Regions from separate parts of the Homo sapiens genome. Here region 1 is linked to region 2. The links are chromatin loops, found by intact Hi-C in ENCODE. Cell type or tissue: B cell. All regions are shown on one strand. Each heading gives the region's core, and the rest is flanking DNA. Links, peaks and the distances in the headings are about the cores only. Region 1 has its middle 45 kb from the start of PIK3AP1. Region 2 overlaps LCOR (ligand dependent nuclear receptor corepressor).

Region 1 (2,917 bases), core at 295-2,794, 140 kb after region 2:
ACACCATTCTCCTGCCTCAGCCTCCCAAGTAGCTGGGACTACAGGCACCCACCACCAAGCCTGCTAATTTTTTGTATTTTTTAGTACAGACGGGGTTTCACCATGTTTGCCAGGATGGCGTCAATCTCCTGACCTCGTGATCCGCCCGCCTCGGCCTCCCAAAGTGCTGGGATTACAGGTGTGAGCCACCACGCCCGGCCTTTTTTTTTTTTTTTTTTTTTTTTTGAGACGGGAGTCTCGCTCTGTCCGCCAGGCTGGAGTGCAGTGGCGCCATCTCGGCTCACTGCAAGCTCCGCCTTCCAGGTTCACGCCATTCTCCTGCCTCAGCCTCCCGAGTAGCTGGGACTACAGGCGCCGGCCACCACGCCCGGCTAATTTTTTGTATTTTTAGCAGAGACAGGGTTTCACTGTGTTAGCCAGGATGGTCTCAATCTTCTGACCTCGTGATCCGCCTTTCTCGGCCTCTGAAAGTGCTGCGATTATAGGCGTGAGCCACGGCGCCCGGCCTTTGGCCTCATAATTCTTTATTTCCTTCCTAGGTCTCTTATTACTTTTAATATTTACCCAACCTTTTTGAGTCATCCATAATGAATGTATAGTTCATTTGATTTGATTTGATTTATTTTTTTGAGATGGAGTCTCGCTCTGTCACCCAGACTGGAGTTCAGTGGTGTGATCTTGTCCCACTGCAGCCTCCACCTCCTGGGTTCTAGTGATTCTCCTGCCTTAGCCTCCCAGGTAGCTGGGAGTACAAGCACGTGCCACCACACTTGGCTAATTTTTGTATTTCTAGTAGAGACGGAGTTTCACCATGTTGACCAGGCTGGTCTCAAACTCCTGACTTCAGGGGATCTGCCCGCCTCGGACTCCCAAAGTGCTAGGATTGCAGGAGTGAGCCACTGCGTCTGGCCATGAATGTATAGTTCAAATACCTAGTCCACTGACCTTGCCTTTTAAAACAGTTGTGTCTGGGCTCAGTGGCTCAGGCCTGTAATCTCAGCACTTTGGGAGGCCAAAGCAGGAGGATTGCTTGAGTACAGGAGTTCGAGACCAGCCTGGGCAACATAGTGAGACCCTGTTTCTTCGAAAAATAAAAAAAATTAGCCAGGCGTGGTGATGCCTGCCTGTAATCTTAGTCCTTTGGGAGGCTGAGGCAGGAGGATCACCTGGGCCTGGAAGGTTGAGGCTGCAGTGAGCTATGACTGTGCCACTGCACTCCAGCCTGGGCAACAGAGAGATCCTGTTTCAAAAAAAAAATTAGTCCTCAATTCATTAGGAGTGTGGTTTACATGAATCGCCAGTAAAAGGAACATAGGGCTTGAATAGGCACTTATCTTTACCTGTATCTCACTGCCAGGGTGAAATCTAAAGCATTTATCACTAGTCCGGCTGAGGCACCTTCAGAACAGATGTTGGTGTAGGGTTGGAGCCCCCTGCTGGCAGCCTCCTGCTGTGCGTGACATTACTCCTTTGGGGGAGTCTCAAACGGGGACCCAGGAAGTTACAGGGAAGGGATGATAAAGGCCACTTGGAAGAACTGGGCAGTGACTGTTGATTAACAGTACGTAAAAGTAAGTAAAGGTGTTTCCATTTTAATGCAGCACATGCTGTCTTATTCCCCTGGGAAGACAAGCCTGGTACAAGGAACTGTGTGTGTAGTTTACTGTGGACAGTGGTGATACCAGGGAGCAGGGGTGGAGACTAAGGAAACTGACCAGGGAAGAAGGAAAACCAAGCCAGTCACATTGGTGACTGCAGTGGGCACGGGGGCTTCCATCCCAACAGCAACTTCTGAGGAGTTGTATACAGATAGTGCCTCAAACTGACCACCCAATGGATGAAAGGCAGAAGTTGTAAGTGTTCCCCCATGAACTCCCATCTAGCATTGACAGAGGGTCATCTTGAAGGTTGTAACGCCCTTGCGCTTGTAGGTTTCACATCAGCGAGTGCCGGGGTGCTCCCGCAGGCACGTCGCACCACAGCATCGGAGAACCTTGCGGGGTCAGGGGAAGATGTACAGCGCATGCTTGAGGTGAGGCAGGGCCACAGGAGGTGAGTTGAAGCCTGCATAGAATTGTGTCCTCAAATAATAGCAGGAATCGAGGTGTGGCCAAGAGGATCCAAGGCAGTGCGTGGAGCACCCAACACTTAGGCATTCCTCAAGAACCTTGTGTTCGGCAAAATCAAGCAGTAAGAGTAATAGGGCTTATGGGGAAAATAGGGTTAGAGGCAGATCACTCGTAATCTGTGGAAATCTGTAACCAGAATGCTAATAAAAATAGTGGTTTGCACATAAGGAGATAACTTGGACTGCCCAGACTGCCTCAGTGTGGCTGGAGACTGTCACAGTAGATATTTAAAATGTTCAATGTGATAGAGTGGGAACATGCTGGCAACACTTTAATTAGAGCTGGTCTGGCAAGTGTTGAAAGAGTGCAGATGGTGGTGGGCTCTGAGTGCTAGTCAGGTGGATCCAGGAAGCAGTGCAACCTGGCTGAGAGCTGGGGAAAAGGGCCCTGGGTGTGTGTGCTCATTGCCATTTTCCTAAAATACAGCTGAAAGGGCTCATGCAATTAGTGTAGCAGCTGAGCTGAGCGCTTCTTCCTTCCCTGATGATGGCTATAATTTTACTTCTGCAGTGAGCTGATTCCCATAACAGAAATGTGCATTCTAGCAGAACAAATGTCTTTCTGGGTCTCACTGTATGGTGAGACTGTGGTGCATACTGATTAAGTATTGGCCCATTTCACTGCTCCCGTGGGCTTGGCTTGCTCCATGCTGATACCGCACTTCCTCATTTCAGCCCTCAGACTCTGAGCCATTGCCCACCAGGTTTCCAGATGCAGTACCCTCTGTAGCTCCTCACCTGCCATTTCGAATCCTGTTTATTGACAGGTGTTAATGTGGACAGCCTATT
Region 2 (2,917 bases), core at 322-2,821:
GCTACTCGGGAGACTGAGGTAGGGGAACTGCTTGAACCAGGGAGGTGGAGGGTGCAGTGAGCCGAGATCATGCCTCTGTACTGCAGCCTGCGCAACAGTGAGACTCCATCTCACAAAAAAAAAGAAAGAAAGAAAAGAAAAGCCTCATGAATAAGCAGTACACAGAGAATTGTGTATAAATGTAAACACTCAAAACAGCTATTATAATTTTCCAAGTTTATTAAGCTTCCTGACTTCTTAGTCACTCATTTAATAAATATTTTAGAGTGCCTACTTTATGCCCATAAAACAGAAAATGGGAGGAAGGAAAGAAGTAAGCAGGTAACTGAGGCAGTCAGGCAGTCAGTCAGTCAGTCACTCACAGATTCCTAACATAGCTAGAATTGGTCATTTCAAATACACTTTCCCTCTTTCCAACTGAGAAATTTCCAACTGAGGATTCCCTCCCTCTTTCCAACTGAATTCCAAGACCTACTTAATTCTTGCTCTCCACTTTCCATGTTCCTGCTCCTACTGTTATCAAAATGCATCTAAAAACATGGATCAAATCCCAGCTATGTAATTTTGCCCATAACTGAACATCTCTGACCCTTTCCTTTTCTTTATTTATAAAACTAGGATGCCTTTAATCAACTTTATAGGATTGTTTTGAAGATTAAATAGGAGTGGCAGGGCGTGGTGGCTCACGCTGTAATCCCAGCACTCTGGGAGGCTGAGGCGAGTGGATCACTTGAGGTCAGGGGTTCAAGACCAGCCTGGCCAACACGGTAAAACCCTGTCTCTACTAAAAATACAAAACTTAGCTGGGCGTGTTGGTGCACGCCTGTAGTTCCAGCTACTCAGGAGGCTAAGGCATGAGAATCGCTTGAACCCAGGAGGTAGAGGCTGCAGTGAGCCAAGATGACACCACTGCACCCCAGCCTGGGCAACAGAGCAAGACCCTGTCTCAAAAAAAAAAAAAAAAAAAAAAGGGAACATGTAAAAATAACTGGCACATAGTAGATGCTCAGAACATGTTAGTTGCCTTTCCCTTACAATTACATTCTCTAACTTCTGCGCGATCCTGAAGTGCAGTTCAAAAATTTTTACTAATCTCTAGGTGAATCCCTGTTCTACTTCCCAAAGAGGCTACTTCGTATTTTTCACCTACGTGTTTTTAAAGGTAAATATAAATAATGTATTTGCTTTATCCATTCTACAGAGTTAGTATTTACTGAAAATCCAACTAGCTAAAAGTATGCATAGCTGCTGCTTCCCAAATATCAGGTCAATATTTCTAAGTGCTTTTCCAAATACTACCTAGATTATCTCACCATGCCAATCTCAAACTCAAGATCCAGTACCATGCTCTATGCTGCCACCTATTGGCTATTACCATATTCTCCAGATAGTTCTTTCTATTTTAGAATCTTAAGCCAGCCTTAAAATGCAAGCCTCAGTCCAACGGATATAATACATTTCCAAAAAACAAAACAAAAAAAATACTTAATTTCCAGACTCTAGTCCTTCTCGGACAAGATGCTCCAAGTGACTGCAAAGAGTTCCAATATAAACACTTTAAGTCTAACACAACTAAAGAAATACTGTAAATCTGACAATTCACATGATATAGGCTTTCTCTTTTACTATTTTCCATTACAGATGTATGACTGTCTCCGAAAATAATAAATGCCAAAGACAGGATATAGTATCTAACGGAGAAAAATAGCTTTCCCAGAACCAGCTGAGCTGTCAAATGGAAAAATTATTTCTATTTAGAAAACCAACTAAAAACTGTAGAACTACAAACAGTAAAACAGTTGTTTTAAGTGCTTCACCATTTCATGACTTTCTCTATCTGTATTTTCTTCTAAAAATATTCACACAAGCTGGGTATGGTGGCATGTACCTGTAGTCCTAGCTACTTGGAAGGTTGAAGAAGCAGGATCACTTAAGTCCAGCCTGGGCAACACAGTGATACCCTGTCTCTTAAAAAAAATTCATACAATATTTTACCCTCATACAGCAAAGGAAAACTCTCAATCATATTACAAGAATATACTATATACAACTACCAAGCATAGAATGGCTCTCTTCCTCATCCTAACCTGAAAAAAAAATTAGTAACTGTTTCTTCTTTTTATTTTTCAAAAATTCCTATTAAATGGCTTGCTCAATAAAGAGCCACCAGAGACACACACACACACACAGAGTTTAAAATTATGAACTTCAATTTCACTGGAAGTTTAACTCAAAACAATGTTGCTTTCTTTTCTAGTCTCTCTTTTTGGAGCCAGATTAAATTTTAAAACACGTTCTTCCTCAATTCAACAAAAACAGACCATTCCAAATAGAGCAACAACTTTTTCATGTAGAAAACAAGAAAAAGAAGCCATACAAGAAGAACATGAAAAAGCACTTATGTTGGCTACACGTTGGCTTTCAAATTTTAAAGCAACTTGCCAACACAGATAAATAGTGATACAATGGTTATATGCAGGGGTACAAGGAAGCATACAGCATGGTCTGTCTAGTTTTTAGCAGTTGACAATGTAGTAAGGAACAAAAGATTCAAATATGAAAAAGGATGAACAAAATAAGGCAGAATATTAACTGACAAGTAATTGGCACAGATAATATTGACAACAGTGTGAAAGGCTGAAACAGCAATAGAAGCAGAGGAACGATGGGGCTTAAGAGTAAAAACAAAGGAATTTCTAGCTATAGAGAAATAGCTTAGTTGAAAGAAAACTGTATAGAAGACAAGTGGGATATCATTAGAAAGAAAAGTGGTTAAAATGTGGAGGGTACTGAGGCACTGTTAGGCTAATGAATCCAGAAGACAATGAGAAAGTCATCAAAGGCTAAGTATAAGGTAACATTTCTACACCATTTGAGGGGTGAGGGTTGGGAGGAGTTTAACCTTGTAGGAATATTT

Evidence for each region. Peaks named below come from ENCODE experiments on the same cell type or tissue, not always from the same donor. Only the 100,000 strongest peaks of a DNase experiment are listed, where the experiment ranks them.
Region 1: it touches region 2 in a loop (13-fold over the local background); 3 of 110 quality-filtered maps call a loop at or near these places.

What each region holds. Positions count from the first base shown.
Region 1 is chr10:96,764,360-96,767,276 of GRCh38, reverse strand. No RefSeq gene overlaps it. Among named protein-coding and RNA genes, the nearest start is that of PIK3AP1, 45 kb to the right of the region's middle. RefSeq lists a silencer at 1,302-1,391. In B cell, for the core only: CTCF peaks have their summits at 1,237 and 1,447 (motif pointing left); DNase peaks (open chromatin) are centred at 1,426 and 2,756; H3K27ac peaks cover 2,275 bases.
Region 2 is chr10:96,909,147-96,912,063 of GRCh38, reverse strand. The region is part of intron 4 of LCOR (ligand dependent nuclear receptor corepressor); the gene reads right to left. Among named protein-coding and RNA genes, the nearest start is that of LCOR, 78 kb to the right of the region's middle. In B cell, for the core only: CTCF peaks have their summits at 1,168 and 1,371 (motif pointing left); a DNase peak (open chromatin) is centred at 1,353; H3K27ac peaks cover 1,182 bases.